Regions from separate parts of the Homo sapiens genome. Here region 1 is linked to region 2. The links are chromatin contacts, found by Hi-C in ENCODE. All regions are on one chromosome and are shown on one strand. Each heading gives the region's core, a stretch centred on a gene start or an enhancer-like site at or near the end of the contact. The rest is flanking DNA. Distances are from core to core; before and after follow the strand shown.

Region 1 (4,243 bases), core at 1,394-3,893, 7.4 Mb after region 2:
CGACAATAAAGAGTTTAAAAAATGTGCGGAAGGATCCAAAGAAGGATCATAAAAGACACAAACGAGCCGGCTCTGTGGCGCAATGGATATCTGTTCTATGGATATTTGTTCATTCAACAAGTATTTTCTGCTACCTACTACGTGCCAGGTACTGGAGATACTTAAGTGGAGAAAACAAAGCTCCTGTTCTCATGGCGCTTCCATTCTGGTTGCGGGGGAGGCACACGAGCAAAAATTACAATCTCGAGTGATAACAAGGTCGACAGGAGTGGGCTGGTCTAAGAAGGCCTCAGTGAGGAGGAGGTGATGGTGGCGCAGAGCCTGAGCGAGGAAGAGAAGAAAGCTCAAGGATGTCTGAGACAGCCAGCTGGGAAGGAAGACAACCTAACAAATTTGGTCTTCTTTCCCTTTGTTTTGCTTTTTACCCCTAACAGCCTTTTGCTTATCCAAAGGATATGGACACCACTGGAATGTCTCTCTTTGTCCTGACACGAAAATAAAAATTAATCGGGTAATTTTAATACAGTACATTCTTCAAGAAGGTGCCAGGTCGCCGCTGTTTCCCCAAACGTTGTGTAAAACAATTTGATTTTTTCTTTTTTTTTTTTTTTTTTGAGACGGAGTTCCGTTCTTGTTGTCCAGGCTGGAGTGCACTGGTGCGATCTCGGTTCGGCGAGATCTTGGCTCACCGCAACCTCCGCCTCCCAGATTCAAGCGATTCTCCCGCCTCAGCCTCCCGAGTAGCTGGGATTACAGGCATATGCGCCACCACGCCCGGCTAATTTTGTATTTTTAGTACAGACGGGGTTTCTCCATGTTGGTCAAGCTGGTCTCGAACTCCTGACCTCTGATAATCTGCCCGCCTCGGTCTCCCAGAGTGCTGGCATTACAGGCGTGAGCCACCGCGCCCGGCAATTTGATTTTTTCGAAGGAAGAATTTTCCAATTTATCTAAGCGTTATGCCATGTCTGTTAATAAAATTGTATTAAAGTTAAATCATGAGTTTTTAATGCAGATAAATCTTTCCATAGCAAAGAGAACAGATTAGTTTCACAAAAGATATTGATCAGATGCTACATAATTTTACACATAAAGACACAAAACTATCAGTCTCCGCCCTTCTGTCAAACCATCGACTTAGAAGTGTCTATAGTTTAATTTCATGATTTTTTTAAGCAATGAAGTTGAAATTCTACTTTTCCTTAGGAGCGATACGCATATTTTACACTCAAGTGGCCAGCGTCAACTAAGGGCATTCCAGATGGTCAAAAAAGAAGTGCCTCTGCTACAACGCCTGAGATCATCATATAGTAACTTCTTCAAACCACCACGAAGTAGCAAGGCTTCAAAGCTGTCAGGAATGCTACGTTCTACAACAGCCAGATAATTAGGAAACCAGCAGATGGGAGGAGAAATCTGTCCCTATGAAACACGTTCCCATCTCAGTTTTGAAAGTGGCTTTATATAAACGCATTCATCTTCTACCCAATAACCCAAAGGTTATTGAACGCCAATAACCAAACGACTCAGGACTGCGAGATGATTCCCAAGGAGGCGAACTTGTGCGGACAGATTTCAAGTACCACGAACCATCACCAGCAGAGCGAAGGGCAGGTTTCCCTCCGACGGCTGCGATGCTCCGAGTCCCTCCTTCCCCTAGCACCCCGCCGCCCACTGAGCCCTTCCCCAAAGGTCCCCGAGTTCTGAGCGACGCACGCCCCCGACCCTAGTTACCGGGGAGAGCCGCCGAGGGCCCAAGGCGCCAGTAAGGCTCCGCGCACGCAGCCCAGCCCGAGGGGCGCCCGCCCGGGCGCTCGGTGTGGGGCCTGATGCAGAGCAGGAGGAGGAGGTCCGAGTGGGCCCCAGCGCTCTCAGGGTCTGGCGCCGGCCCCTCTGCCTCCCGCCTCTGCTGTGCCTGGCGTCCAGGGATCTTCCAAGGACTCCCCACCCCCTACCCTGCTCTCCCACGCGGGGTCATGACTTCGGGCGGCGCCAAGCCCCCAGCGTAAGGGTCCCCCCGGCTTCCCCGGGAAAGGGTCGGGGTGCAAGGCTAGGCCAGGAGTGCCTGGCGAGAGGGCCGGAGCAGGACACAGGGGGTCAGCGGCAGGGCAGGGCGCTCCCGCCGCGGTGCCTGGGGAAGGGAGCGGGGGTGGGGCTGCCGCGGGCCAAATGCGGGACACAGGCGCGGACGGGGGCGGCCGCGGATCGGGCGGACGGCCACTCTGGGAGGGGCTGGGAGGTACCGCGGCCCCCTGCGGGACGCACCTGCGCAAAGTGAGGGACCGGCCCCCCCCCCCCCCCCGCTCCGCGCGAAGCCTCACCTGCCCAGCGCCCGCTTCATTCCCGCGTCGGCTGCGCAGCGCGGCTCAGCCGCCGCCGGGCCCGTCAGGCGTAGGTTCTGCTTCAGGCGGCAGTCGGCGTCCAGCGCCGCGGCGGCCGAGCCGGAGGAGGACGAGCCCGCGGCGGCGCAGCGCTCATGCTCCAAGGCGACGGGCTCGGTCCGCTTCCTCATCCCGCGGCCGACAGGGCCAGCCGCCGACGGCGCCCGCTGGCCTGCGCCGCAGTGCCGCCGCTCACAGCCGCCGCCACCCAGAGCCCGGAGCCCGGAACCCGCCGCTCCTCACATCCCAGCCCAGGCCGCTGCGCCGGCTACGAACCAGCGGCGGGGGCCCGCCAGCCAGGCCGGCCAATCAGCGCCGGGCTCCCGCCGGCTCTGCCCTACCCCCCTCCCCCGGCCCCGCCCCGGCCACCTCCTCTCTAGTTCCAAGGAGCGCGCGCCCAGCATCCCTGGCGCCACCCGCAGCCATTTTGTGGGAGGGTGGGCGAAGCTGCAGCGGCGCGTCATCTGCAGGGCAGGGCTCTGGGCTCCATCCGCAGGCTGCAGCTGTGCTCGCCCGGGCGCTCGGTGTGAGGAGCACCCGCTCCCGGTCGTGCCCGAAAGGGGTGGCCCAGCGAGGCAGAGCCGCAGCGCTGGGCTCCTCGTGCTTCTGTGAACGGAAAACCAGAGGTAGCAAATAGCAGTTCCGTTCTCGTGATTCTTAATTCTTTTTCCACAAGGACATTACCTTTAAAAGTATGCTTTCCGGTCGTCAGTTTTTAATTTGAAGTAAATGTATATACTCAGTGTTTACTTTTGGGCCGAACATCAGGAAATGAACTGCTTGAAAAATTTACTTTTTAAAAACCTGTGTTAGATTTTAGATTTTTATAAAGCAATTAAGACTACCTGATGGGAGGAAAATCCATTTCAAAGATAAATTCGCCCTTATGAAACCCAAATTTAGTACTAATTCAACCCATCCTAGAAAGAGAAAAGGAAAGAATAAAGGGCTGTTTCACAAATTTAGTTTTATAACTTTGGCTTTCTTCAATATGGCATTAGTTTTACAGATGATCTATAACAAAGAGAGATATTTGCTTATTCCAAAGTAACGTTAGAAATTTCAGCATTTGTCACTTTGAAAACTATTGGCAATTGATAAAGGTCAATTGGAAATGCGTTTAGAAATTCAACAGCTTTTTATATTAGTTTTTTCTTTTTTTTTTTTTTTTTTTTTGAGACGGAGTCTCGCTCTCGCCCAGGCTGGAGTGCAGTGGCGCGATCTCGGCTCACTGCAAACTCCGCCTCCCAGGTTCACGCCAGTCTCCTGCCTCAGCCTCCCAAGTAGCTGGGACTACAGGCGCCGGCTACCATGCCCGGCTAATTTTTTTGTATTTTTAGTAGAGACAGGGTTTCACTGTGTAGCCAGGATGGTCTCGATCTCTCGATCCCGTGATCCGCCCGCCTCGGCCTCCCAAAGTGCTGGGATTACAGGCATGAGCCACCGCGCCCGGCTGCTTTTTAAATTAGTTTTGTAATGATACTTTGAAATTGCAAAATAATTTATTGACCATATTACTAAGTGTTACAGCCTGCATTCATAATTGTGTCAATATCTCCAGATATACTTTTTAAAAACATTATGGGCCGAGCTCAGTGGCTCATGCCTGTAATCTCAGCACTTTGGGAGGCGGAGGTGGGTGGATCATTTAAGCACAGGAGATGGAGGCCAGATCAGCCTGGCCAGCATGGTGAAACTCCGTCTCTACTAAAAATACAAAAATTAGCCGGGTGTGGTGGCACAAGCCTGGGTGACAGAGCAAGACTCTGTTTAAAAAAAAAAAAAAAAAAAAGGCTGGGCGAGGTGTCTCACGCCTGTGAGCCCAGCACTTTGGGAGGCCGAGGCGGGCGGATCACGAGGTC
Region 2 (4,352 bases), core at 1,070-3,569:
GGAAGAAGGCAAACCCCAACACCCTCGGCTAAAGAATGTAACAAAATGCCAGTGTCTGGCTACCAGACACGACTGACACAGTATTCCCTTTCAGTTTTGCTGAATTGGCCAAAATGAGTATTGGGCTAGAATTCAAAATCCTGAAGAATCAAGTATGTCCCCCTACCTTAGTGAGTCTTAATTAACTCCATCCTTAGGGAGAATTCCAAACCAAAGTAAATTATCAGGAGGGCATTTAAACAATTTAAGTAACACACATTTCAGGTAACACACAAAACATTTCAGTTGACTACCGAAATTGTATTATGGCAAAAAGTTGCCCAAGACTTAGTTTCCCATTATTTCATACTTGCCCCAAACTCCCTTTCAGTTAACCATAACACCATCTAGGCCAGACCACAGCAGGTTATCAGCATCAGCAGAGATCAGAAAACAAAAATAAAGCCACGCGTCAGGGTAATTATTTATTTTTATTGTCTCTTTATTCCTGTAATGTAAAAAGGAAAACAATGTCATGTAACTCTCTTCGCTACAGATACGGACAGTTTCTGTAGCCTCTAAAACAGGCAGGAAATGGCCTTCATAACCATTCTCCAATTTTGCTGGAGGATCAGGGTGGTGGAAGTCATTTTAAAAACCAGCTGCAATATACTGTACTACCAGAGAGTGGGGTGAAGCAATTGAGTCCTTTTACCTAGCTGACTCCGAATCAAGACAGCTAAAAGAATGTACCAGAAAGAAAGAAAAAATAAAATGCTACCAAAATCCCAATCCATTATCTACCCTTTATGGAGAAAAGTACCTTTATAATGTTTTACAAAGAATCGTGGTCTCAAGTTTCCACTTTGTTTTAGTAATAAAGAACTTTCAAAAAAAAAACCACTCTAAACAACACCCTCCTGTATAGAAAGCTCTATTTTAATAATTAATGCAATGATACCCTTGTTGGAACAATCCAGCCGCTTTGAAACTCTGGTATTTACTTACTAGATGAACAAGTTTCTCTATGGAGGTGCCTTTAACTTCTCAAGAAATGTGTAAGTTAAGACGGCTCCAAATTACATTTTAAGAGAGCCTTGTATTTTTAGAGGTTCTTTTTCATCGGTCAGAAAAACTTACGTTGACGATTCTGCAAGAAAGGTTGCTCGCAAACCATGCATCGCAAAGCTACCGAGGCAAATTTAAAGAACCAATGAAAAAGAGTGGAGGCTCGTCTGAATCTTTAATTGGCTATGGGAATTTCAATTTATTGCATAAATAATCTTTTAGACCTCAAGATACACGTGACCTAGGGACAGTTTACATCAATGGGCAAGACTTAAAAATAGACACCAAGTTCAGCAAGTATTTGAGCACCTACTAAAAATTACACAACTCCCACAACAACGCATTTTGCGTTTCTAAAGTTGTAAGCAGCATGTTCGGACGCTTGATGCAATTTCCCAAGTTGTTTGGGCCCCCCCCCCAAAAAAGTCTTCTCAGTAAAAGGTGGGGGGAAGGAGGGTATTTTGGGGGCAACAAACCAAACTGGTCTGTCGCATGTTAAGTCAATTTCACGTTCACCTACTGGTCACCACGAAGCCGAGGAAAGTTTTAAAAAGAACATTCCGGGGTCTCCAGAGATCATCTCTCCAAGTCCGCTCGGCACCGGCGCCTGAGCTGGGGCTAAGGTCCCGCGTCTCTGGTTCTGTCCTAATAGAATCCGGGACATCCACAGGGATTCCCCGGGGCAGCCTTCAGTGAAGACCAGGGAGAGGGGCCGCCCGGGTCTCACGGGTGCTTCCCGCGCTGGGGATGGCGGCGAGCAGCCACGGCCTATGGACGCGCAAGGGAAAGAATGCAGCGACCCCGGAGCTCGCAGGGCCGCCCGCCCAGGAGTCTGAGGCTGGGAGGACCTCACCTTGCTGCGGTCCTCCTCCTGCTGCTGCAGCAACTCGGGAACCGCGGCCATGGCGACGCGGGACTCGAGCAGGGGCCGCCTGGCTGTGCGAGGAAAGAAGAAGCTGGGCCGCCGCCGCCGCCGCCTGGGCGCCTCTCGGGGGCGGCCACGGCCCCGCCTCCGCCGGCCTCCCTGCCCGACGGCGGCAGGAGGCCTCCGGACTCCGCCACCATCCCAGCTGCCCCGGGAGCAGGCGAGCAGGGCGCCACGTGCTCCCCCAGAGCAGCCTCCCAGTCCCCGCTGCCGTCCATCTTGGAGCCGGGCAAAGACGCCACGTGGGGCCTACCCTTGCTCCGCTCCACGAGGAGGCCGCCAACCGCAGGGCCGCGACACGGACGGGAAGCAACGGACACTCTCCCAGCAAGACGCGTCTAGAGAAAGACCGCGTTTCGGTGCGGGGGGAATTTATTACTCAGCCCGAGTCCAAGATGGCAGCGAGCGCTGACGTCACCAGATCTCGTGAGAGCAGAAGGGCGCGATTTGGAGGCTCCCGCGCTTCGGAGACGCCGGCCCTTCCGCTCGGAGAGGTACTCCCTGCCTCTAACTGGTGGCGCGTTGGCGGAGGCCGACGAAAGCCTCGGGTGGGGCGTGAGCGCCGCGGGGCATTCTGGACCTGCTTTGCCTTAGGCTGTGCCTAATTCGAAACCAAAGCGCGGGACGGATGAAAGTACGGGTCGCGAGAGGTTGTTCGCGCCTTGAGAGTTAAGCGAAGTGTGGTGGCTTCCAAGGTACCGACACTTGCCGTAGGCTGGGCTTTTATTTAAGTCGTCTTTTCTCTAATCCAGACTCCTGCCACAGGGGCCACCGCCGTCCTGGCCCCGCCAGGGGTCCGCACCCACGGCGGAGCGGGAGGCGACTTTTTGCGGTCACAGTAATGGGACCTCAGCGCCGCCACCAGCTCTGACCGGCGAGCGACGGGACCCTCCAACCCGATTTCCACGTCTGTGCAACGGGTTCATTCTAGACCCACGGTAGAGGGTGTGAGGACCAAATGAGAAGTATCCACACAGAATACTTAGCAGAGAGCCTGGTGTCTAGGAATTAGTCGTCGTCTGTCACCTAGGACTGTGTGGCCGCCATGGGACGGGCTCCATCTTTGTGTTTTTCCGTGTCTCGCACACGCCTCCCTTCCTGGGCGTCACATTCCTGCAGATTAGAAACTGGGACGTCTTGCCTCAAGCTGTCTACTAATTCGCATTTAGTATGTGTCGGTCCTTCGGGTATTGAGTCTTGATTTATTTATAAATTTTTTTTGGAGGCAGGGTCTCGCTCTGTCGACTTTCTTAAGAAAGGGCTCTGTCCAAACATGTCGAAAAAGTTCACAATTTTGATGTGCAATATCATTCTGATGCAGCTTTCGCTTTGATGGTTGTTTTCTCTCCAATAGGAATACAAACATAAAGGCCTTCGACCGTTGCAAATAGACTAAAGTGAAAACAAATCTGAATGAAGATGAAGTTATTTCAGACCATTTGCAGGCAGCTCAGGAGTTCAAAGTTTTCTGTGGAATCAGCTGCCCTTGTGGCTTTCTCTACTTCCTCTTACTCATGTGGCCGGAAGAAAAAAGTGAACCCATATGAAGAAGTGGACCAAGAAAAATACTCTAATTTAGTTCAGTCTGTCTTGTCATCCAGAGGCGTCGCCCAGACCCCGGGATCGGTGGAGGAAGATGCTTTGCTCTGTGGACCCGTGAGCAAGCATAAGCTGCCAAACCAAGGTGAGGACAGACGAGTGCCACAAAACTGGTTTCCTATCTTCAATCCAGAGAGAAGTGATAAACCAAATGCAAGTGATCCTTCAGTTCCTTTGAAAATCCCCTTGCAAAGGAATGTGATACCAAGTGTGACCCGAGTCCTTCAGCAGACCATGACAAAACAACAGGTTTTCTTGTTGGAGAGGTGGAAACAGCGGATGATTCTGGAACTGGGAGAAGATGGCTTTAAAGAATACACTTCAAGTAATTATCTCAATTCTGATTCTATATGTTTGCTATGTTTTCTATAATAGAGAGCAACGGTGTCAAAAGAATGAGGTTTGGTTTTGTTTTTTTAACTTACTAGCAAGGAACTCCCTTCAGATAGTAATTAACATTAAATAGCACTTTATGTGTATTAACTCACTTGATCCTCATGGTAGTCCTGTGGAGTATAGATACTGTTATCCACATTTTACAGATGAAACTAAAATAGATCAAATATTTGACTAAATAATACATAAAATTCACTTGTTTTATAAGCTACCAACAATATTAGAATTGCTTGTTTTCCTTGATTATTGAAAAAAGTCACCTGGTAACAGAATTCTAGTTGTTTGCTAGATAATTCTGTTTAGAATCCAGTAAATACCCACTGTCCTACTTATTAGCGTAAACTGACTCGTAAATTTAAAGACCTTGAAGCAGACCAGAACACAT

The links. A loop is a pair of places that touch in the nucleus more often than their neighbours do. Pooled maps may share reads with other maps.
Region 1: a loop to region 2 is called in a map of CD4-positive, alpha-beta memory T cell, with 27 times the contacts of the local background. The contact joins the promoter of ABHD12 here to the promoter of SNX5 in region 2. A Hi-C loop is called at or near these places in 2 of 168 maps with a recorded cell type or tissue (CD4-positive, alpha-beta memory T cell and naive thymus-derived CD4-positive, alpha-beta T cell) and 4 of 50 pooled maps.

The regions. Positions count from the first base shown.
Region 1 is chr20:25,388,192-25,392,434 of GRCh38, forward strand. It overlaps ABHD12 (abhydrolase domain containing 12, lysophospholipase), which reads right to left and starts at 2,644. Exons shown (of 13, transcript NM_001042472.3): 1 at 2,322-2,644. The coding sequence starts at 2,512. RefSeq lists silencers at 1,734-1,893, 2,064-2,223, 2,264-2,313, 2,354-2,773.
Region 2 is chr20:17,966,475-17,970,826 of GRCh38, forward strand. It overlaps SNX5 (sorting nexin 5), which reads right to left and starts at 2,320. Exons shown (of 13, transcript NM_014426.4): 1 at 1,901-2,320. The coding sequence starts at 1,951. It overlaps MGME1 (mitochondrial genome maintenance exonuclease 1), which reads left to right and starts at 2,544. Exons shown (of 5, transcript NM_052865.4): 1 at 2,544-2,667; 2 at 3,327-3,896. The coding sequence starts at 3,386. RefSeq lists enhancers at 1,033-1,787, 1,649-1,698, 1,749-1,918, 1,788-2,542, 2,159-2,468 and 3 more and a silencer at 1,949-2,158.